2 separate regions of the Homo sapiens genome follow, and region 2 is linked to region 1. Evidence: chromatin contacts called from ENCODE Hi-C or POLR2A ChIA-PET data. All regions are on one chromosome and are shown on one strand. The core of a region is the stretch at or near the end of the contact, and the rest is flanking DNA. Distances in the headings are between cores, read along the strand shown. Region 1 overlaps PITPNA (phosphatidylinositol transfer protein alpha). Region 2 overlaps SLC43A2 (solute carrier family 43 member 2).

Evidence for each region. Hi-C counts contacts between places; a loop is a spot of excess contacts on that map. ChIA-PET counts read pairs that join two places held with the same protein, here RNA polymerase II (POLR2A). Pooled maps may share reads with other maps.
Region 2: POLR2A ChIA-PET joins it to region 1 with 10 read pairs in endothelial cell of umbilical vein. The contact joins two enhancer-like sites. A Hi-C loop is called at or near these places in 1 of 50 pooled maps. POLR2A ChIA-PET finds 5 or more read pairs at or near these places in 5 of 52 experiments (CD8-positive, alpha-beta memory T cell, H1, Panc1 and 2 more).

Annotation. Positions count from the first base shown.
Region 1 is chr17:1,543,846-1,551,138 of GRCh38, reverse strand. It overlaps PITPNA (phosphatidylinositol transfer protein alpha), which reads left to right. Exons shown (of 12, transcript NM_006224.4): 4 at 2,752-2,843. Among named protein-coding and RNA genes, the nearest start is that of PITPNA, 15 kb to the left of the region's middle. RefSeq lists an enhancer at 1-512. Within about 2 kb of position 4,559, at least 2 of the 41 ENCODE cell types and tissues checked have a DNase peak (open chromatin) inside an H3K27ac peak, as active enhancers do.
Region 2 is chr17:1,594,691-1,601,983 of GRCh38, reverse strand. All of the region lies in intron 5 of SLC43A2 (solute carrier family 43 member 2), which reads left to right. Among named protein-coding and RNA genes, the nearest start is that of SLC43A2, 30 kb to the left of the region's middle. Within about 2 kb of position 4,048, at least 6 of the 41 ENCODE cell types and tissues checked have a DNase peak (open chromatin) inside an H3K27ac peak, as active enhancers do.

The sequences.
Region 1 (7,293 bases), core at 3,310-5,809:
TCAGGCCCCGCTGACTCCGCCCCGCAACACTCTCACTCGCCCTTCGTGTCCCATCAGGTCCCGCTGACTCCGCCCCGCAATACTCTCACTCGCCCTTCGTGTCCCATCAGGTCCCGCTGACTCCGCCCCGCAACACTCTCACTTGCCCTTCGTGTCCCATCAGGTCCTGCTGACTCCATCTCCTCAGCGTCTCCAACATGTCCCTTCCTTGCCACCTCTTGCCTGGATTACTACAGCAGCTTCTAACGAGTCTCCCTGCCTTTCAGTTCTCCGCACCGCTTCAAGTGTTCAGTCTGGATGGTCTGTCACTCCCAGCGCCAAAACTGCTGACGGCTTCCCTTTGCCTTCAGGACGAAGTCCGTGCTGTCTGACATAACTTATAGGACCTTTTAGCCAGCCTGGGCAACATAGCAAGACCCTGTCTCTACCAGAAAATACAAAAATGAGCCAGGCATAGTGGTGTGCACCTGTAGTCCCAGCTACTTGGGAGGCTGAGGTGGGAGGATCACCTGAGCCCAGGAAGTCAAGGCTGCCAGTGAGCCATGATCACACCACTGCACTCCAGCCTGGGCCACAGAGTGAGACCCTGTCTCAAAAAAAAAACAAAAAAATCTTTTAGGATCCAGCTTCAGGTGTCTCCTTGAATTCCCCACCTTGTACCTGCACCGGTTACTCTGAACTTGTCCCTCTTTTCTCCAGCTTTTCCCACCCCACTCCCATCTGTCTCTTAGCTTAGCCCCACTCATTGTCCCATGTGTTGGTTCATCCTGACTTTCCTCGCAGAGCCTGCCCGGTGCACTGCATGTCCCCCACTGTGTTCTCACAGCACTCCGCCACCCAGGGCCCTGTGCCCACCGCATTATGGCATGAACTTACAGTGTTGTGCTTGGCCTTGTCTAGTTACACGCCCCAGTAGACCGGAAACTCCTTGAGGGTGGGAGCCACATCTGTTTGGTTTCTCTGTGTGTCCCCCTGCCTGGACCTAGAAATACTCGCCTGAATGGGGATGGCAGTGAGTTCGTGAATCACAGAGGCCGCCCCAAGTGCTCCAGGTTAGCTCTCTGCTCTAGTTTGCTCTTCTTTCTTAGGCCTGAGGCACTAAAGCTGATGAGGTTGCCAGAGCTTGCCAAAGACTGGACAGATTATCTGTTAGAAACCAAGGACGGCTGGGCGCGGTGGCTCACGCCTGTAATCCCCGCACTTTAGGAGGCTGAGGCAGGCAGATTGCCCGAGGTCAGGAGTTCGAGACCAGCCTGGCCTACATGACAAAACCCCATCTCTACCAAAAATACAAAAATTAGCTGGGCGTGGTGGCGCATGCCTGTAGTCCCAGCTACTTAGGAGGCTGAGGAAGGAGGATTGCTGGAACCCAGGAGATGGAGGAAGCAATGAGCTGAGGTCGTGCCACTGCACTCCAGCCTGGCGACAGAGCAAGGCTCCATCTCAAAAAACAAAAACAAACAAAAAAAAGGAAAAGGAATATATGTACCATTTTCATTTTAATTTTAAAAAATCTTTCTAGGCCAGGCACGGTGGCTCACGCCACTGTAATCTCAGCACTTTGGGAGGCTGAGGCGGGCAGATCATGAGCTCAGGAGATTGAGACCATCCTGTCTAACATGGCGAAACCCTGTCTTTACTAAAAATACAAAAAATTAGCCGGGCGTGGTGGCGGGAACCTGTAGTCCCTTCTACTCGGGAGGCTGAGGCAGGAGAATCTCTTGAACCTGGGAGGAGGAGCTTGCAGTGAGCCAAGATCGAGCCACTACACTCCAGCTTGGGTGACACAGCAAGACTGTCTCAAAAAAAAAAAAAAAATTCTAAATGTTTTCCTACTCCGTCAAACCACACACCTACCAAAAAAAAAAAAAAAAGCAGGGGGCTTATACTGTACATGTTGTTCTGTAACCTGAGATAAGAATTGAGTAGAAGAGACCGGGCGCGGTGGCTCATGCCTGTAATCCCAGCACCGTGGGAGGCCAAGGTGGGTGGATCACGAGGTCAGGAGTTCAAGACCAGCCTGGCCAACATGGTGAAACCCTGTCTCTACTAAAAATACAAAAATTAGCTGGGCGTGGTGGCGCATGCCTGTAATCCCAGCTACTCAAGAGGCTGAGGCGGGAGAATCGCTTGAACTGGGACCCTGGAGGTGGAGGTTGCAGTTACCCGAGATCGCAGCACTGCACTCCAGCCTGGGCGACAAAGGGAGACTCCGTCTCAAACAAACAAACAAAAAAAAAGAATTGAGTAGAAGAAAATACTTTGTCCTGGGAGGCAAATGGTTCTAGGCCCTCCTGGCCTCTCAGAGCTGATGAAAGCAGATCAGATAATCCTGGATCCCAAACCCAAGTTAGTCGGCTAGTTACCCTGGCCCTAAACCGAGACTGGTTCATGCTTGGAGGCATCTCCTTTGTGTTTTTCTCGCACCTTGTAGTATAATGCCCTGGGCCCAGCAAGCTCTGGAAAAATGTGTAATGCTGATGGAAGGGGTGATGAGCCACAGCAGGTAGCCTGGGGTCTCTTGTGTGGTCCTGTTTCTGGTGGCTGGTGGGGCACGTCGTGGGTGTGTGTTAGGAGCCAGCCAAGGTGGGGTGTCAGGCTCTCATACGTAACTTCTCACTCCCACCAGTAACCTGCTCATTGCATGGAAACTTGCTTGTCAGCTCCCCATGAAGAAGCTGGATCTGAAAAGCCTCTTGTCTCCTTTCTCTCTACCATTTCTCTTTATACCCCTTTTTTTCCCCGCTATAGCAAAGTACCCACGTTTGTTCGAATGCTGGCCCCAGAGGGAGCCCTGAATATACACGAGAAAGCCTGGAATGCTTACCCCTACTGCAGAACCGGTGAGTGCAGCCGGGGCCACGTCGGCCAGGCAGGGGCGGGCAGCAGAGCTGTGGGTCCCACCTGCGTGTTCCGGATTAGGCCAGGGAAAGGCTCGGGCTGGGTCCCTTCCGGCTGATGGTGGGTATCAGTGCTGTGTCCAGCACAGCTTGGTGGACAGCAGGGCGAGAAGCACCGGTCGTCACGGCCTGAGAGCACAGAGCCAGTCTCTCACTTGGGGATGCTGCGATTTTGATTATTGTTATTCATTATAACATTTTAGTATATTTTTCTAGTCATTTTTATTTATTTATTTATTTTTTGGGAGATGGAGTCTCGCTCTGTTGCCCAGACTGGAGCACAGTGGCGTGATCTCGGCTCACTGCAACCTCTGGCTCCCGGGTTCAAGCAATTCTGCTGCCTCAGCCTCCCGAGTAGCTGGGACTACAGGCGCATACCGCCACGCCTGGCTAATTTTTTGTATTGTAGTAGAGACAGAGTTTCACCATGTTGCCCAGGCTGGTCTCGACCTCCTGACCTCAGGTTATCCGCCCACCTTGGCCTCCCAAAGTGCTGGGATTATAGGTGTGAGCCACTGTGCCCAGCCCAGACACATTTTCTCGAAAAATTTTAGATCATTACTATTTATTTTATTATTATTTTTTTTTTGAGATGGAGCCTGGCTCTGTTGCCTAGGCTGGAGAGCAATGGCACAATCTTGGCTCACTGCAAACTCCGCCTCCTGGGTTCAAGCGATTCTCGTGCCCCAGCCATACAAGTAGCTGGAATTACAGGCATACACCACCATGCCCGGCTAATTTTTGTATTTTTAGTAGAGACGGTGTTTCACCATGTTGGCCAGGCTGGTCTCGAACTCCTGACTTCAAGTGATCCACCTGCCTCGGCCTCCCAGAATGCTGGGATTACTAATATGATTACTAATTTTTTAATTGCTTTTTTTGTCTCACTCTGTTGTCCAGGCTGGTGTCCAGTGGCACAACCACAGCTCACTGCAGCCTTAACCTCCCAGGCTCAAGTGATCCTTCTGCCTCAGCCTCCCAAATACCTGGGACTATAGGCATATGCCATCATGTCCGGCTAGGTTTTTTTTTTTTTTTTTTTGGAGAGATGGGGTCTCACCATGTTGCCCAGGCTGGTTTCAAATTCCTGGGCTCAAGCGATCCTCCCACCTTGGCCTCCCAAAGTGCTGGCATTACAGGCATGAGCCACTGTGCCTGGCCTAAGTTTCTCATTTTTCTTCAGTGAATGGATAACATTTTCCTTGTCACTAAGGTGTCTGGTGTTTTGTTTTGTTTTGTTTTTTAATTTATAATAGCTGCATAGTATTCCATCATATGAATGAACTGTGGCTTCTGCTGAAACAGCATGTTCTGTAATTGAGGATACAGGTATAATTATTTTCTTAATCTTGGCCAGTCTCCTGCATAGAGTTTCTTGAAAGGAAAGGAAAGATTTGAACCTCCACAGAGAACTTTCTATTCTAGTCCAGACATTCTTAAATTTCTTTCGAGTGATTCAGATTCTTAGCCTTCCAAGATTCCTAGGTTTCCAGGGCCATCTAGGAATAGACCTGTTGGGAGGGCCTAAGCTGGTACTGATTCATAACCCTGGGGAGTCCTGAGAGGTCCCCTGGCACTTGTCTGTGAGGTAGGTGACCTTTCCTCCCACCAGCCTCCATGTGTGGGTACAGACAGTGTTGGGCTGCGGGGTCCTCCCACCAGCCTCTGCTGACCTGTCCTCCTGCACTTGCTTTCTTTGTTGGCACCTGGTACTCCCTAGAGTCTGATGAGTCTGGGATCCTTACGTGACGCATATCACCCTTATCCTGTGGACTTTGGGAATGACTGCAATCCAGAATACGGGGTCATTGCTCTTTCCAACCCTCAGTGGCCCCACACAGGTTCAGGGACCTTGTATCAGGAGATTTGCGGTCATTGGTGGGGTCTGGGATGTGTAACCCTTAGAGTTTTCTTGCTGTAGCTGAAGCACAGCCCTCCCTACTCCTTAAGCACTGGGCTGGAAGTTAGATTCTTGGAAATGAGGGATGCACAGATGTTCTTAAAAGACAGGGTCGGGCACGGTGGCTCATGCCTGTAATCCTAGCACTTTGAGAGGCTGAGGCAGGCGGATTACTTGAGGTCAGGAGTTCAAGACCGGCCTGGCTAACTTGGTGAAACCCCGTTTCTACTAAAAATACAAAAAGTTATCCGGGCATGGTGGTGCATGCCTGTAACCCCAGCTACTTGGGAGGCTGAGGCAGGAGAATCGCTTGAACCTGGGAGGCGGAGGTTACAGTGAGCCGAGATCGTGCCATTCCACTCCAGCTTGGACAACAAGAGCAAAACTCCGTTTATTAAAAAAAAAAAAAAAAAAAAAAAAAGGCAGTATGCAGTGTGGCTGGGTGTGTCTGGTCTAGGGCCAAAGGTGGATTTTCTTGATGTCTAAGAGAGTCGCAGTGAGCATGTGTTGCAAGTGTGGACATCTCCCTGCCTGGGGCAGGGTTCTGGGTACACAGCTTGTGCCAACTGAGAGATGCCCCTGTTCTCTGTGTCATTCTGGGAAGAGTGTTGCGGCTGACATGGGCATTTTTCTGCACGTTAAATGTTCATATATTGATCCTTGGCCAAAAGAAAAGAAAAACATAATTTCTGTATCAGCACCATGCGCTAACCAATTGCGCCACTGGAGCTCCACTGGAAAAATGTAATTTCTAAATATTTCATGGAGACAGGGAGTAGGGGAAGGAAGGTTGGTTTCCTCAGTGGGTGCTGACCTCCTATTCAGGATACACCTTCACACAGAATGGATATGTTGAATCTTAGATCTGTTTAGTTAGACACTTGCTCTTTTAAAATAAGAGATACCAGCAGGCAAGGAAGGCTACTTTCCAGTTCCCTCTGGGGGCTGATGGGAGAGAGGTTATTAGTTCAGACATCTTAGCTTGGCCTCAGTAGATCCAAGTTTGAAGGAAGATAGATGAAGGAGCATGAAGTAAAATGCCTCATGGCTTTTGGAAGGCTCTTCCTTTCTCTGAGCGGAGTGAAAACAGATTGGGACACCCTGGTAATGATCAGCTCTTGCTGTTCTTAGCTTGTTTCCCTCTCTCTTTTTCCCTTGAAGCTGATGGGATGGGCTGGAAGTGAGGAGAGGGTAAGATAGGAGTTGGTCTGTGAATGAATGAAAGTGGGAAAAGGAAAAGAAAGTTTGTTTCTCCTTCCATCTCTTCCTGGAACTATAGTCCTCGGCTGGATACAGTATCACTAAGCCATGCTTTTATTTATTTATTTTAAATTTTTTTATTTTTTGAGACAGAGTCTCATTCTGTCACCCAGGCTGGAGTACAGTGGTGCAATCTCGGCTCACTGCAACCTCCGCCTGCTAGGTTTAAGCAATTCTCCTGCCTCAGCCTCCCAACAGACAGTGTTGGGCTGTGGGGTCCTCCTCCTGTCAGCCTCCATGTGTGGGTACAGTGCCTGGGATTACAGGCATGCGCCACCACACCCGGCTAATTTTTATATTTTTAGTAGAAACGAGGTTTCACCATGTTGGCCAAGCTGGTCTCGAACTCCTGACCTCAGGTGATCCGCCCGCCTTGGCCTCCCAAAGTGCTGGGATTCCAGGCGGGAGCCACCGTGCCCGGCCCTGCCATGCATTTAAAATGCCTTATTAGTCTCATTTGGAAATCTCTGCTCTCCCACTGCAAAAGATTTCCTGCGGCTTTTCTGTGTACTTTGGGTTACAGTTTGAACAACAGGGAATACTGGAATGCAGAGGTGTTTGAGGGCCTGGGAGGGCTGGAGAAGGTTTGGGGAGGATTGTTTGATCACCCAAGTTTGCATGAAAAGGTCAGCAAGGGCTGTCACCCTCATGATTTCGGAAAACCAGGTTGTCAGAACTGAGTGGATCTGTCTCTCGGGGTCTCACAAAGATGAATGTGTAAAAACCCCAGCGCCAGTCTATGAAGTTACACTAAAACGCAGAATTGCTACCGAAACGGGACATTCCCATTCGATGATCAGGGCATTCTTTTCTTGTGGATTCTTCTACATGAGAAACCAAATTATAATCAGAATGCCAATGTGTGGCAAAGAATGTCCGCTTGGCTGAGTGATCAGATTCTTGGGTCCATTGATGAGCACGTCTCGGAGAGGCCGAACTAGGAGAGACTTTCTTAGAGGAGATAGATTCAAAAAAGGTGCTTAGTTGGAGAAGTTTAGTGGCTGGTGTCATCAGACCAGGCCATCCTGGCACTGCTGCCCCCACTCCAGGGATGGCGCTGCCAGAGATGCCACATGCGGGGGCTGGGCCTCCGGGGCCCACCACGGCACAGGAGAATTTCTGCTGACGAGATACTATACCCATGATTTCCTTTTCTTATTCTAACGTGGTTTTCTTGAAGCTGCTAACAGGGCAGTTACTTCAGTGTAGGCCTTTCAGTTGTAATCTTAATCT
Region 2 (7,293 bases), core at 2,799-5,298, 51 kb before region 1:
CTGGCTCAATAGTGCCTTTGCATTGGTTGGGACCTTCGGGAAGGCAGTGCATGCCTGGGGTAGTCTCGGTGCAGAAGGACTCTGGCTCAGTAGCACCTTTGCATCAGTTTGGACCTTCGGGAGGGCGGTGCAGAAGGACTCTGGCTCAATAGTGGCTTTGCATCGGTTTGGACCTTCCGGAGGGTGGTACACGCCTGGGGTAGTCTCAGTGCAGGACTCTGGCTCAATAGCACCTTTGCATTGGTTTGGACCTTCGGGAGGGCAGTACATGTCTGGGGTAGTCTCAATGCAGGACTCTGGCTCAGTAGCGCCTTTGCATTGGTTTGGACCTTCGGGAGGGCGGTGCATGCCTGGGGTAGTCTCAGTGCACGACTCTGGCTCAGTAGCGCCTTTGCATCGTTTTGGACCTTTGGGAGGGCGGTGCATGCCTGGGGTAGTCTCGGTGCAGAAGGGCTCTGGCTCAGTAGCGCCTTTGCATCAGTTTGGCCTTGGCTCCCAGCACTGGTTGTTTCCAGCGGGGTTGTCGGCTGTGTGAAGCAGGCCGTGTGCCTCTCTGGCTGTGGGGCTCTGTTCGGTGGTGTAGCAGGCCTGAGTGCTTATTAGCCATCTCGGGATCCAGGGAACATTTGGGTTTTCCCAGCTACACCTGGAAACTTGGCGGGCATATGGGAATGAGATTCTACCACTCTGGAAGATTCATGCCCACAGGTTTCATTGCAGTTTGCTGATGGTCCGCAAGCCTGAAATTAGCGTGTGGAACAGACCCCTTTGGTAGCAGTCTAGTGCCAGCTCAGACCTACGAAGAATTAAAAATCTGCAAACTTCCACTATTTTCAATGTCTTAAGGGAAATAAATGCAGCATTTTTGCATTTCTGACATTTTACTTAAAACAAACAAACAAACAAACAAACAAACACCACCAAACTGGGAGGGGTGGAAAATCAGTCGCTACCACAACAACCCTATGGAGGCAGCAAATATGCAACGCGATTCTTGTATTCAGATGTTATCTTTTCTTTCGGTATCTCTAGGTAAAATCTCAAGGGTAAAATGTTAGTTGTCAACATTGAGGGTCCTGAAACCTGATTCCTCACTCAGAGGAACAGTGTGGAAAAAAAAAAAAAAGTCTGGGCGCAATGGTTCACGCCTGTCATCCCAACACTTTGAGAGGCTGAGGTGGGCAGATCGCTTGAGGTCAGGAGTTTGAGACCAGCCTGACCAACATGGTGAAACCCTGTCTCTACTAAAAATACAAAAATTACCTGGATGTCATAGCAGGTGGCTATAATCCATCCCAGCTGCTCGGGAGGCTGAGGCAGGAGAATCATTTGAACCTGGGAGGCAGAGGTTGCAGTGAGCCAGAATCGTACCATTGCACTCCAGCCTGGATGACAGAGCGAGACCATGTCTCCAAAAAAAAAAAAAAAAAAAAAGAGGAAAGAAAAAAAAATCTCTTATGAGATTTAGAATGTCTCTTCTTTTGCTCACCTTAGAGCACAGACCTACTTTGAAATTATGTTAAATGAAATATTGGAAGGGCGCGGTGGCTCATACCTGTAATCCCAGCATTTTGGGAGGCTGAGGCGGGCGGATCACTTGAGGTCAAGAGTTTGAGACCAGCCTGGCCAACATGGCTAAACCCCGTCTCTACTAAAAATACAAAAATTAGCCAGGCGTCGTGGCAGGCACCTGTAACCCTGGCTACTCGGGAGGCTGAGGCAGGAGAATTGCTTGGACCCGGGAGGTGGAGGTTGCAGTGAGCCGAGATAGCACTACTGCACTCCAGCCTGGGTGACAGAGCCAGACTCCGTCTCAAAAAAAAAAAAAAAATATATATATATATATATTCAATTAATATATAGCTTACTGTAAAAAAAAAAAAGAAAGATTAACATCCCCATAGAAAAAAAGGACAAATATAAATGATTTTTTTTTTTTTGAGACGGAGTCTTGCTCTGTCACCCAGGCTGGAGTGCAGTGGCGCAATCTCAGCTCACTGCAAGCTCTGCCTCCCAGGTTCACGCCATTCTCCCGTCTCAGCCTCCCGAGTAGCTGGGACTACAGGCGCCCGCCACCACGCCCAGCTAATTTTTTGTATTTTTAGTAGAGACGGGGTTTCACTGTGTTAGCGAGGATGGTCTCGATCTCCTGACCTCATGATCCACCCGCCTCAGCTTCCCAAAGTGCTGGGATTACAGGCGTGAGCCACCGCGCCTGGCCAAATAATTTTTTAAGTTGTAGAAAAATGTTGAAAGTCATTAGTAAAAGTTTTTTGTTTTTTTGAGACGGAGTCTAACTGTGTTGCCCAGGCTGGAGTGCAGTGGCTCAGTCTCTGCTCACTGCAACCTCTATCTCCCAAGTTCAAGCGATTCTGCTGCTTCAGCCTCCCAAGTAGCTGGGACTACAGGTGCCTGCCACCACGCCCAGCTAATTTTCTTTATTTTTGGTAGAGACAGGGTTTCACCATGTTGGCCAGGCTGGTCTTGAACTGCTGGCCTCAAGTGATCCACCTGCCTCAGCCTCCTAAAGTGCTGGGATTATAGATGTGAGCCACTGCGTCTGGCCTCAGGGTGATTTTTACCTTATTCTTTTTATACTTTGCTCCAAACATTTTGCAATGGATATGCTTTTCTTTTCTTTTTTTGAGACAGAGTCTCACTCTGTCGCCAGGCTGGAGTGCAGTGGCATGATCTTGGCTCATTGCAACCTCTGCCCCCTGGGTTCAAGCAATCCTCCTGCTTCAGCCTCCCAAGTACCTGGGACTACAGGTGCACGCCGCCACACCCGGCTAATTTTTGGTATTTTTAATAGAGATGGGGTTTCACCATGTTGGCCAGGATGGTCTCGATCTCGTGATCCGCCCACCTCAGCCTCCCAAAGTGTTGCGATTACAGGCGTGAGCCACCGCGCCCAGCCCAGGCATTGCCGTTCTAAGGAAAAGATCATAATTAAAAATACAAGATGTCAGTGTTGGTTTGAAGGCTACCTAGTGTGGTTCCCCTGAGGCACTCTACTCCCTAAGGAATGGCCCTGCTGACCAGAATAACATGTTGGGAAGAATTTTCTTGGTGCTGGTAAGAATGTTCCAGGCGGCAAGAGGCAGGGCATCAAAGGGAGCAGCTGGGAGGCCCCTGCCCTGTCCAGGCCTGAGGGCAAGGCCTCATCCATGGACAGATGGAGAGTCGGCCTCTTCCCCAGGTTCTGCTCTTCCCCATCCTGGATCTAGTGCTGGGGAGAAGACTCCAGAAGACCAGGCAGGGCCACATGGTCACCCCAGGGCCCTGTGGCTCTGTTGGTCTGTAGCCTAGGTTAGGGTTAAGGCAGGCAGGCTTGAGATTAAAAAGGTAGAAGGAAAATGCCTAGCTAGCAAGCTCTCTGCTTTTCCGGAACATTCTCTAGCTCTGTTGAAAAGTTTGAGACACTCTTTTTACCCAAAGGTGACTGCAGCAACCTACATGTTAGCCTCACCTGACCCTGCACCAAGGGAGCCAGGCTCTGGGCTTCCATTTGCCCTTCTGGTTGGGTTCCAAGCCTTCTCTGGGCCTCCCTTTTTTTTTTTTTTGAGACAGAGTCTCGTTCTGTCACCCAGGCTGGAGTGCAGTGGCATGATCTCGGCTCACTGCAACCTCTGCCTCCTGGATTCAAGCAATTCTGCCTCAGCCTCTTCCCCAGTAGCTGGGACTACAGGCACCCACCACCACGCCCAGCTAATTTTTGTATTTCTAGTAGAGACAAGGTTTCACTGTGTTGGCCAAGCTGGTCTCAAGCTCCTGACCTCATGGTCCACCTGCCTCGGCCTCCCAAAGCGTTGGGATTACAGGCGTGAGCCACCGCGCCTGGCCCCTTTCTTTCTTTCTTTCTTTGCGCCGGCTGTGCTGGCATGCCGGGCAGGAACACTTCCCTCCTTCCGCATAAGCAGAACAAATATTTGCATTCTCACTGGGGTAGATATGGCCACGGAGATGCCTTTGCTACAGTGCAGTAATGGAGCAGCCCAAATATGTGAGCTTGGGAACCGAGGCTTGTCCTTTGAACTGCAACCTACCTGGGAGGCAGGTACCCAGAGAGTAAGATTGCTCACCTGGGCGTGCCTGGGCACGTGTGAGCACATCACATTTCTTTTGTCTTCTGTTGGAAGGGATTTCTTTTCTTTTCTTTTTCTTTTTTCTTTTTTTTTTCTTTTTGAGACGGAGTCTCACTCTGTCGCCCAGGGTGGAGGGCAGTGGCGATATCTTGACTCACTGCAAGCTCTGCCTCCCAAGTTCAAGTGATTCTCCTGTCTCAGCCTCCTGAGTAGCTGGGATTACAGGTGCCCGCCATTATGCCCAGCTAATTTTTGCATTTTTGTAGAGATGGGGTTTCACCATTTTGGCCAGGCTGGTCTCGAACTCCTGACCTCAGGTGATCCGCCCACCTTGGCCTCCCAAAGTGCTGGGATTACAGGCGTGAGCCACCTCGCCCGGCCTCATTTCTTTTTTTTTTTTGAGTCTTGCTCTGTCGCCCAGGCTGGAGTGCAGTGGCACAATCTTGGCTCACTGCAACCTCCACCACCCGGGTTCAAGCAATTCTCCTGCCTCAGCCTCCCAAGTAGCTGGGATTACAGGTGCACGTCACCATGCCTGGCTAATTTTTGCATTTTTTTAGCAGGGACGGGGTTTCACCATGTTCGCCAGGCTGGTCTTGAACTCCTGATCTTGTGATCTGCCCACCTCGGCCTCCCAAAGTGCTGGGATTACAGGCGTGAGCCACCGTGCCCAGCCTCTTTTTTTTAAAACGTAGTCTTGCTCTGTTGCGCAGGCTGGAGTGCAGTGGCACGATCTCGGCTCACTGCAACCCCCGCCTGGGTTCAAGTGATTCTCCTGCCTCAGCCTCCCGAGTAGCTGGGATTACAGGCATGTTCCACCATACCTCGCTAAGTTTTTGTATTTTTGGTAGAGACGGGGTCTCACTATGTTCCCTAGGCTGGTCTGGAACTCCTGACCTCGTGATCCGCCCGCTTCGGCCTCCCAAAGTGCTGGGATGACAGGCGTGAGCCACCGCGCCTGGCCTCACTGTGACTTTTTGGTGTCCTAATGGGTATCAAGTGGTATCTCATTGTGGCTTTGATTTGAATTTCACTATGATTAATGATGTTGAGCATCTTTCCATATGCTTATTGGCCATTTGTATATCTTCTTTGGAGAAATGTCTATTCAGATCCTTTGCCCATTTAAAAAATTGGTTATTTCAAAAAATAGCTGGGCGTGGTGGCACATACCTGCAATGGGAGGTGCCGCTCGGGAGGCTGAGGTGGGAGAATGGCATGAACCCAGGAGACAGAGGTTGGAGTGGGCCGAGATCGCACCACTGCACTCCAGCCTGGGAGACAGAGCGAGACTCCATCTAAAAAAAAAAATTGGTTATTTATCTTTTTATTATTGAGATGTAGGGGTTCTTTATATGTTCTATTTTTTGTTTTTTGAATAACTGTTGGGCACTATGTTTATATATTCTAGATGCAAGCTCTTGATCTGTGATTTGTAAGAAGTTTCTCCCATTCTGTGCATTCTTTTCACTTTCTTGAACTCCTGCCCTCAAGTAATCCCGCTGCCCCAGCCTTCCAAAGTGCTGGGATGACAGGCACGAGCCACCACTCCCAGCCTGTTTTCACTTTCTTTTTTTTTTGAGATGGAGTCTCGCACTCTTGCCCAGGCTAGAGTGCAGTGGATCAATGTCAGCTCACTGCAACCTCCATCTCCCGGTTCAAGGGATTCTCCTGTCTCAGCCTCCCGAGTAGCTGGGATTACAGGCGTCCACCACCACGCCCGGCTAATTTTTTGTATTTTTAGTAGAGATAGGGTTTCCCCATGTTGGCCAGGCTGGTGTTGAACTGCTGACCTCGTGATCTGCCTGCCTCGGCCTCCCAAAGTGCGGGGATGACAGGTGTGAGCCACCGCGCCCGGCTCTCTTTTCACTTTCTTGATGCCATCCTTTGAAGCACAGAGGTTTTAAATTTTGCTGACATCCCTTACTCATTTTTAAAAGTGGGCAAAACAGGCAGCAGTGACTGCAGACAGGTATGTCGCCAAGTTCAAACTCCCTCCGCTCAGTAACAGTTAATTTGCTTGCAGGCAGGCAGGTTTGATAAAACAAAAATTATTTATTTTGGGAGGCCAAGGTGGGAGAAGAGCTTGAGGCCAGGAGTTCAAGTCTAGCCTGGGCAATATAGTGAGACCCCATCTCTACAAAAATAATTAAAGGCCGGGCGTGATGGCTGATGCCTGTAATCCCAGCACTTTGGGAGGCCAAGATAGATGGATCGCTTGAGGTCAGGAGTTCAAGACCAGCCTGGCAGCATGGTGAAACCCTATCTCTACTAACAATACAAAAATTAGCCGGGCATGGTGGTGCACACCTGTGGTCCCAGCCACACAGGACGCTGAGGCAGGAGACTCGCTTGAACTTGGGAGGTGGAGGTTGCAGAGAGCCAAGATTGCATGTCAGTGCATTCCAGCCTGGGTGACAGAGCGATACCCTGCCTCCAAAAAAAAAACCACTAGCTGGGGCATGGTGGCGTGGGCCTGTTGTCCCAGTGACTTGGGAGCTGGGGGGGGAAGATCACTTGAGCCAAGTTGGAGGCTGCAGTGAGCTATGATTGCATTACTGCACTCCCACCTGGGCAACAGAATGAGACCCTGTCTCTCTCTCTCTTTTTTTTTTTTTGACACAGAGTCTCGCTCTGTCACCCAGGCTGGAGTGCAGTGGCGCAGTGTCGGCTCACTGCAAGCTCCGCCTCCCGGGTTCAAGCCATTTTCCTGCCTCAGCCTCCCAAGTAGCTGGGATTATAGGCGCCTGCCACCACATCCGGCTAATTTTTGTATTTTTAGTAGAGACAGGGTTTCGCCATGTTTGCCAGGCTGATCTCGAATTCCTGACCTCAGGTGATCTGCCCCCCTTGTCTCTCTCTCTTTTTTTTAACTTTAAAAAGATACAGAGGCAGGGTTTCGCCATGTTGTCCAGGCTGGTCTTAAACTCTGAGGTCAAAGGCAGCACTCTGGGATTGCAGGCGTGAGCCACTGCGTCCAGCAGATCCTGTCTCTTAAAACAAGAAAAAAAGGTTGGGCGCGGTGGCTCACGCCTGTAATCCCAGCACTTTGGGAGGCCAAGGCGGGCGGATCACGAGGTCAGGAGATCCAGACCATCCTGGCTAACGTGGTGAAACCCCGTCTCTACTGAAAATACAAAAAAATTAGCCGGGTGTGGTGGCGGGCGCCTATAGTCCCAGCTACACGGGAGGCTGAGGCAGGAGAATG